Linked DNA regions of Homo sapiens: region 1 is linked to region 2. The links are chromatin contacts, found by Hi-C or POLR2A ChIA-PET in ENCODE. All regions are on one chromosome and are shown on one strand. The core of a region is the stretch at or near the end of the contact, and the rest is flanking DNA. Distances in the headings are between cores, read along the strand shown. Region 1 overlaps ZNF710 (zinc finger protein 710). Region 2 has its middle 24 kb from the start of ARPIN-AP3S2.

Region 1 (4,704 bases), core at 353-2,852, 120 kb after region 2:
CCAGGTCAGGTGTAGGTGCACCCGGGCCTGGGGAATGGATCAAGAGAGCGAGGGTTGTCAGAGCAGGCCCTGTGGGAGGGGCTCTCTCACCTGGGAGGGCGTCAGGTGAGAAAGCACTCAGAGCTCCTGGGCCTGAGCTCCTGGGGACTCTGCCATTAGCAGGGGAAGGCAAGGAAGAAGGCACTTGGGGTGGGGAGGGCCCTCTGGCTTGATTCACCGGACAAGGTCAGGTCACTGAGAGTGTGCATCTGCTCTTGCTAACTAATTTGGAGAGGCCCTTCCCTATGCTGCCTGGACACCACCCCAAGGAGGAGGCAGGACTGTCCTGGGAGTGAGGTGCTCAGAGAAGAGCAAAGCCTTGGTAGAACTCTCAGGCAAGAGTTTCACTCTCCATCTCACTTACCGCATTCAGTCTTGGTCCCTTGGCGACTGTCAGTTTCCTTCTCTTCCCTTTTCTGTACGCTGGTGTCTTTCTCTAGAGACACTCCCGTGCTGGGCCCCCTCTGTTCCTCTGCAGTCACTGTCCTGTGGGTGGCCTGGCTGTCAGGGGAGATGATCCACAGTGTGATTATTGTATCAGTCAGGGTTCTAGAGTAAGAAATAGAACCAGTAGGAGACACTATATATTTATATATATATATATATACACACATATACACACACACGTACACAGAGAGGTCTCTTTTAAGGAATTGGCTCCTGTGATTGTGGGGGCTGGCAAGTCCAAAATCTGCAGGGCAGACCCGGGGGCTGGAAACTCAGCAAGATTCATAAGTTACAGTCTCAAGGCAGAATTCTTTCTCTGGGAAGCCTCAATGTTTGCCCTTAAGGCCTTCAACTGATTGATGCCCACCCACATTATGGAGGGTCATCTGCTTTTCTTAAAGTCAACCGATTGTAAATGTGAGTCACATCTACAGGATACCTTCATAGCAACATCTAGCTTAGCCAAGCACACAGCCGGGCACCATAGCTTAGCCAAGATGACGCATATGATTTACCACGACAGTGATGGTCTCAGGCTGAGAGAGGGTCCTCATCCTGTCCTCATGTACTTCAAGGGAAGCAGTGCTTGCACTAAATCCTCAAAGATGATGGGAAATTCACCCAGTTCGAGGGAAGGGCAGTCCTGGCAGGGGAATCAGCCTGTGCAGAGGCCCCAAGGTAGGAAACATCGGTGAGTTGGGGGCAGAGGGGCAGTGGAGCCTGCCTGGGAGCCATCTTGGGCAGCAAATGAAGGCATGGGCAGTGCATCCCGCCTACCAAAAGGCTGTGGGGGCTGCGGGGCCGGAGACCTGCATTCTAGCCCTTGCTCCCCCACCGTCTCACTGTGTGACCTTGGACCATTCCCTTCCCCTCCCTGGGCCTCAGTTTCCTCATCTGTTAACAGGGCCGGGTATGGTGCGCATCACGGGGGTTTGTGGGTTGGTGGCCCTGTGTCAGGGGCCCAGCCACTCTGACTCCCAGAGGTGGGGCTCAGTGAATCTGTCCACAGAGAAAGGGGAAGCAAGGCAGAGACAGGATCGCAGGAGGAAGAGACTCTCGAACTTCCCCTGCCCCTCCCCCGTGCCGGCGGCAGCTCCCTGGGCCTCTGGCTCCTGAGGCCTGTGGGCTGGGCAGAAGTGAGACTGTGGCAAGGGGCCCCGAGGCACAGGCCTTCCAGCTCTCGCTTCCTCTTCCCTTCTGCGCATGTGAGTAGAGTTTCCCTTGAAGCCTCCTGCGAGGAGGACAACAGGGGAAACCAAGAGGCTGGTTTCCTTAGGCGGTGAAATCCCGTGCATGTTTTTCACAGCGGGTGTACAGGCCTGGAACTTCCTCTTCTCCTCCCACCTGGTTACCTGTCCCGCCCACTCCAGCTTCAGCCTCTCCAGCCCCAGGGCCCTGGACTCCAAGGGGCAAAAGGCCCAGAGCCACATCCTGGAGGGCTTGAATGCCAGACCCAGGGTCAGGAGCCCCCTCCCCGCTCTTGCTCTGTTGGGTCCTGAACTGCCTCCACGGAAGCCAGTCCTCAGTCCCTGTCCCCACCCCACCCCACCCCCATACTGCAGCCCCCGCCTCCCAGAGATCCGGGTGCTTCATGTGGACTGAGCTTACGCAAGTCAACTCCCCAAGGGTGAGAACTTTAATTTGCCCCTTCTATCTACCCACAAGCAAGCACCTAATAGGTTTAGTAAATGTGCATTAAATCAGTGGCTCAAGCCTGGCACAGTGGCTTAGGCCTGTCATCCCAGCACTTTGGGAGGCCAAGGTGAGAAGATCGCTTGACCCCAGAAGTTCAAGACCAGCCTGGGCAACTTAGCAAGACTCCACCTCTACAAAAACAATGTAAAATTAGACAGGTGTGGTGGCACATGCCTTTAGTCCCACCTACTTGGGAGGCTGAGGCAGGAGGATTGCCTGAGCCCAGGAGTTTGAGGCTGCAGTGAGCTATGATGGCACCACTGCACTCCAGCCTGGACAATAGAGGAAGGCCCATCTCTTAAAAAAATAAAAAGTCAGGCCGGGCGCAGTAGCTCACGCCTGTAATCCCAGCACTCTGGGAGGACGAGGCAGGTGGATCACCTGAGGTCAGGAGTTCGAGACCAGCCTGGCCAACATGGTGAACACCTTGTCTCTATTAAAAATATAAAAAATTAGCCGAGCATGGTGGTGGGCGCCTGTAATCCCAGCTACTTTGGAGGCTGAGGCAGGAGAATTGCTTGAACCCAGGAGGCAGAGGTTGCAGTGATCCAGTATTGCTCCACCGCACTCCAGACTGAGCAACAGAGCAAGACACTGTCTCAAAAAATAAATAAATAAATAAAAAGTCAGAGGTTCAGCTGCAGGGCTGGAGACTGCAGTCTCTGAGCAACCTGGTGATTCAAGGCCAAGATGAGGAGCCAACAGGCAAGCCTGCCTTCCAGGATAAGTTCGAGGCACTGCTGAGGCTGTGTCAGGGAGTATGGGCTCACTGGACCTTCAGGAAATAGTCATCAAATTACATTGATCACGGGTGGTTGGTGATGTCCCAAGCCTGGCCTGGCAGAAGCCCCAGACCTCTGTCTATTGGTTGTTTTTGTTTGTTTGCTTGCTTGCTTTTTCTTTATTTCTATACTTTTTTTTGTTTTGTTTTTTGAGACAGGGTTTCACGCCTGTCACCCAGGCTAGAGTGCAGTGGCGTGATCTCAGCTCACTGCAACCTTCGCCTCCTGGGCTCAAGCGATTCTCCTGCCTCAGCCTCCCAAATATCTGGGGCTACAGGCATGCCACCACACTTAGCTAATTTTTGCATTTTTTTTTGCAGAGATGAGAGCTCATCACGTTACCCAGGCTGGTCACAAACTCCTGAGCTCAAGTGATCCGCCTGCCTCAGCCTCCCAAAGTGCTGAGATTACTGGTGTGAGCCTCCGCGCCCGCCCTTCAGTTGGTGTTTGAGATCTCCCTGGTGGTGGGAACTAGTCAAAGAGTGTCCAGGTGGCCACAAGGTCCTGTTGGTTCTTCCTTCAAAATGGCTCCTGTCGTGCGAGACCAGGTTTTGGGTGTCTTCACCCACTCTCTGCCCTGAGATCTGTGTCCCAAGGGACACCAGCCACCCTGATCCCACCCGACCCTCCTCTGCTCCTAGAGTGATGGGGTCCCCATGAGAGGAAAGGAGCACTGTTGTGAGCAGTGTGGGATGAGAGGAGGTGCTGTCACAGCTTGGGGAAGGGACCCTGGTAACCAGCAGGTAGGTCAATAGTTCCCGTTCCAAGTAGGCTCTTGTGCCCATTTTACAGATCAGGAAATGGAGACAGGTGGAGGAGCCAGGCGACTTGCCCAGCCTTTACAGGACCCATGGGGCAAAGCCGTAGGTGAAGTCACAGTTAGAGATTCCAGAGCTCTGAGGAGACGGCGTCCCTGCTTGGGTGGGGAAGGTCCCCTGCTGGCCCCCAGACGATGAGTCTTTGTTCCCTCCCCAGGGGCTGGCCTGGCCCTCAGGCCTGGGAGGTGGAGGTGCCGAGCCCTGGGAAATAGGGCAGTCCTGGGCTTCCGGTGTCACTGCACGCCCCTCCCCCTCCCGCCTTTGTTTCTTGGCCTCCACAGCCTCATTCTCTCTCCCTCCCCCTCACTCAGGCTCCTCCTCTGCCCCCCCTTCCCTGTCTCTTCATTTCTTCTCTCCCTCTCCCTTTCTCTCTCTCTCTCTCTGATATGTCCTCCCTTCCCCCACTCCCAGCACAACTACAATCAGGCAGCTCATCTGTGTCTATTTCCCCGCCTTTCACATTGACTTTCTCCCCACCCTGGGGACCGAGGGCATCCTGGTGGGAGGCCACGCCACATCCCAGCCAGTGGTCGCCCCTCATCTTGCCAGCCTGGGGCAGTCTGAGCTCCCCTTTCTCCTGGACATGGGGGGAGCTTTTGTTCTGAGTCCTTAGCACAAGTGGTGGGAGAGGCCCTGCTCTAAGAAGGGAGGGGCCCCAGTGGGGCCCCAGGCGGATGACAGAGGGGCCTTGGGTTGGGTGGGGAGGCAGCCCTGGCACACAGGTGACGCACACCTGGCAGGCTCTCTTCCTGCCCTGGATGGCCCTGTGCCAGGACATAAACAGAAGGGTTTAGCCTGGGAGATGGAACAGAGCGGGTGAGGAGACACGAGGCACAATGCTGGCCCAGGAGGAGGGAGAACAGAGTGATACCGGGCCTCCCCACTCCTCATTTCCGTGTGCGATAGGCAGGCAGAACACACAT
Region 2 (4,382 bases), core at 972-3,471:
AAAATCTCAGTGAAATAGTTGGAAGGTATTTCTATAACTTCTTTACAGAAGAGACTGATGTAGACATTGATTCTTCTGAACCCCTTTTCATATCAAAGTCGATAATGACCGTGTCTTTCTATACAGCATTGCTGCCTGTGCATTGAGAGAGTTGTTGATACGGGATCTCTTCATCCAGTGCTCCACCACTGCCTCTGGGATTGCCTTCCCAACTGTTGACACTCATTCTGCAAGTTTTTTTGTTTTTCATTTTTTGAGAAAGAGTCTTGCTCTGTCACCCAGGCTGGAGTGCAGTGTGTACGATCTCGGCTCACTGCAACCTCTGCCTCCCGGGTTCAAGCGATTCTCCTGACTCAGCCTCCTGAGTAGCTGGGATTACAGGTGCCCGCCACCATACCTGGCTAATTTTTTGTATTTTTAGTAGAGACAGGGTTTCACCATGTTGGCCAGACTGGTCTCGAACTCCTGACCTCAAGTGATCCACCCGCCTCAGCCTCCCAAAGTGCTGGGATTACAGGCGTGAGCCACTGCGCCTGGCCTCATTCTGCAGGTTTTTATGCTGCACCTCCTGTCCCTTTTTCTTCTTTTAATCTTATAGAAGGTGTTAATAGAAGGTTTTCAGATCAAGTTTTCATATATGCAGACAATGACAACCATATCGAAACTACTGCCTGGCCAACAGCTATTGTCAGCAAACATTGATTATAGGGACACGTATCAATTTCAAAGAAATAATGAATTCTAGTAAACCTTAATACTTTTACTTCCCACACCTCTTCTGCCTCTAGGCAGGCTGGATGCTTCAAGCCACACACAGAAGGTTCTGTACTTGGAAAGGCTCTTTGATACTTTGTAAGATATTAATCCTATTACACAAATACTGCTGGAAAGGAAATCTTTGAATATAAAACTTCGACTATAATTCTGCTATTTCTTCAGATAGAGTCCTAGAAGAGAGAATTTAGATATTTAAAAATAAGGCTGACTATTCTTTCTTTCTTTCTTTCTTTCTTTCTTTTTGAGACAGGGCCTGGCTCTGTTGCCCAGACCGGGGTGCAGTGGCGTGATCTCAGCTCACTGCAACCTTCGCCTCCCAGGCTCAAGCAATCCTCCCACCTCAGCCTCCCAAGTACCTGGACTACAGGCACACACCACCACGTCTGCCTAATGTTCGTATTTTTTTGTAGAGATGGGTTTTGCCATGTTGGCCAAGCTAGTCTCGAACTCCTGAGCTCAAGCGATTTATCTGCCTCTGCCTCCCAAACTGCTAGGATTACAGACATGAACCACTGCACCCGGCCTATTCTTTTCATGAATACAAATCACACTTTTTGGATCAGATGTGAAGTAGGCACATAGATACACACAGACACACAGACACACACAGACACACACACACACACACACACACACACACACACAGTGGCAACACTGGAAAACAGAGTGCTCTCAGTAGACCATAAATGATCAGGAACCTCTGAAAGGCAGAAGGAGAATGAAGCTAGACTACAGGAGGAAACCACAGCCTAAACCACATGCAAGAAAAGATTGCTCTACAAGTCAAGAGCATCTTAGGGGCTCTAAGCTTGGAGACGGTAGATACGGGGAAGAGGAGGAAGCTCTGGGGCACCATGAAGGTGGTTAATTCAGGCATCACAGTAGGAACAAGGGTCTGGCTCCCTGCTTTCCTCCCCTGCTTGTACCAAACAGAGGACAGCAGAGGCCTCTGCCTGCAGTCAGGAGTAGCAGGGTGACAGGGACAAGCTGAGATAAATTCAGTCTATCCCCCAGGCCCTGCGGGCCCGGTCAGTCACCCCGATGGCCAAGAAGTTAAGGAACTGCTGCTCTTTGCATGTGAGGTGTGCAATAAGAGGTTTAAGTATTGAGGCAAGCTAGCCATCCACAAGAGATCACACACAGGAAAGAGATTCTTTCAATGTAATCTCTGTGGGAAGCGCTTCAGGCAGGGCATAGGCCTGCAATTTCACCAGCAAACCCACACTGGGGAGAGGCCCTACACGTGTGACGTCTGCCAGAAGCAGTTCACCCAGAAGTCCTACTTGAAGTGCCACAAGAGAAGCCACACAGGGGAGAAGCCCTTCAAATGTAAAGACTGCAAGAAAGTTTTCACCTACAAGACGAATCTGAAGGAGGACCAGCGCATCCACTCCGGAGAGAAATCCTACAAATATGTTCCAAGCGTCCAAGAGCCTTCGGTCGGCCCGCGACCTTAAGACGCCACCAGAAAACACTTCCAGAAACCACTTCGCAGTGACTTCGTCATCAGGTCTATGTCTTCTGCACCAAGAAAGTGTGAATGAAGATTTTTCACCGATGTTATCAGATGACGTTTGACACATAATGGGCGCCTGGCACACAAAGGAGTGCCCTAGATAGGAATTCCCAGGATGTTTGTTTAAATCTTTTTCCTCCCCAGTGAATTTTGGTTTTTGTTTCATTATGTCTATTGTTATAGGTTTATTTTGGCTTGTGTTGCTGTTCTTTCAATAAACATCTTATTAGTTTTCAATATTTTGTAACAACAACAACAAAAAAGGAGTAGCAGGGTGAAAACTTGAGCTCAAAAAGTAAGGCAGTGCTCTGGAAGACCACCAACACGAGAAAAACATAAGCTACTTGCTCAACCCACCCAGCAAAGTATCCCATTCCTCTACCATAATAATTGGATTCAGGATGTAGCAAACAGTCACAGTGTCACACACTGGTCACATTAGTTAGTAATGTTTAGCAAATAATAAGAAATCTGACTAATAATGACTCAAGCAAAAAAGACATTTAATTAAATTACATCACGAGATGTCTAGAGATAGGTGGTTTCAGGTTTAGTGTCTCTAACTCAAGGAAGCTATACAGAAAACAGATTTTCTACCTCTCCACTTCATCATCCTTAGTATACAGCTTCCTTATGGTCATGTGATGGCTGCCGCACTTCAGATATAACATTGAGAGGTGAGGCCAGCTGGACTTCCTGGGTCGAGTGGGGACTTGGAGAACTTTCCTGTCTTACAAGAGGATTGTAAAATGCACCAATCAGCGCTCTGTAGCTAGCTAGAGGTTTGTAAAATGCACCAATCAGTGCTCTGTAAAAATGCACCAATTGGCGCTCTGTAGCTAGCCCAAGGTTTGTAAAATGGACCAATCAGCACTTTGTAAAATGGACCAATCATCAGGACATGGGTGGGGACAAATAAGGGAATAAAAGCTCCCCTCCACACCCCCCCCCACACCCCCCCCCCGCCCGGCCAGCCAGCAGTGGCAACCTGCTTAGGTCCCCTTCCACACTGTGGAAGCTTTGTTCTTTTGCTCTTCACAATAAATCTTGGCTGCTGCTCACTCTTCAGGTCTGTGCTGCCTTTAAGAGCTGTAACACTTACCGCAAAGGTCTGCTGCTGCATTCTTCAAGTCAGCCAGACCACAAACCCACTGGAAGGAACCAACTCCGGACACAACATCATGTCGAAGGAAGAAGGGAAAGATGTGGTGTCACTGAGTTTTCACTCATAAAAGTGTCCCTTTTATGATAAAGTAAAAGTTTTCCCAGAAATTCCTGAGTAGGCTTCCACTTACATCTCATTGGCCAGAACTTTGTCACACATCAGCCCTGCTGCAAGAGAGGCTGGAAAAAAAACGGAATTGGAATTACAACAATTGATTTAGAACAATCATGATTTGTTACCTGAGCTGGCTGAACATGCAATTGCCCAAACTGAATTAACTTTCTGCTCTTTAGGAAGCAAGAAGTGAGCAATACCTATGACTAGCCCATTGTCAAGGTCTTCTGTGAAAGCTAACAAGGATGCTCAAATACAAAAGACAGTCGCACATCCAGGAATCAAAAAATATTTGAGGAAAAACACAACCTTAAAACAGAGATACCAAACTCAGGAAACAGAGAAATCAGGGAGACTTTAGATTAATTATATACACTACAATACAGTATATATAGATAGATGGCTAGGCTACGTGGCTCACACCTGTAATCCCAGTCAAGTAGGAGGATTGCTTGAGCTCAGGAGTTCAAGACCACCCTGAGCAATATATTGAGACCTTGTCTCTACTTAAAAAAAAAAAAAATTGCCGGGTGTGATGTCACGTGCCTGTGGACCCAGCTACTCAGGAGGCTGAGGTGGGAAGATTGCTTGAGCACAGGAGACCACGGCTGCAGTGAGCTATGATCACACCACTGTACTCTAGCCCGGGTGACAGAGTAAGACCCTGTCTCCCCCACAAAAAAACCCATGGAGAGTCCTCAAAAATTTAAAAATAAAGCTACCATATGTGATTTATATATCCCAAAGAAATGAAATCAGTATGTTAAATAGATACCAGCACTCCAATGTTTCCTGTAGCACTATTCATAA

The links. A loop is a pair of places that touch in the nucleus more often than their neighbours do. ChIA-PET counts read pairs that join two places held with the same protein, here RNA polymerase II (POLR2A). Pooled maps may share reads with other maps.
Region 1: a pooled map shows a loop between it and region 2 (5-fold over the local background). The contact joins two enhancer-like sites. A Hi-C loop is called at or near these places in 5 of 50 pooled maps. POLR2A ChIA-PET finds 5 or more read pairs at or near these places in 5 of 52 experiments (AG04450, BJ, Panc1 and 2 more).

Annotation. Positions count from the first base shown.
Region 1 is chr15:90,058,074-90,062,777 of GRCh38, forward strand. All of the region lies in intron 1 of ZNF710 (zinc finger protein 710), which reads left to right. Among named protein-coding and RNA genes, the nearest start is that of ZNF710-AS1, 22 kb to the right of the region's middle. RefSeq lists enhancers at 830-1,541, 1,367-1,486, 1,607-1,666, 1,677-1,726. Within about 2 kb of position 1,603, at least 23 of the 41 ENCODE cell types and tissues checked have a DNase peak (open chromatin) inside an H3K27ac peak, as active enhancers do.
Region 2 is chr15:89,934,735-89,939,116 of GRCh38, forward strand. It overlaps the pseudogene LOC100421368. Among named protein-coding and RNA genes, the nearest start is that of ARPIN-AP3S2, 24 kb to the left of the region's middle. Within about 2 kb of position 2,222, at least 4 of the 41 ENCODE cell types and tissues checked have a DNase peak (open chromatin) inside an H3K27ac peak, as active enhancers do.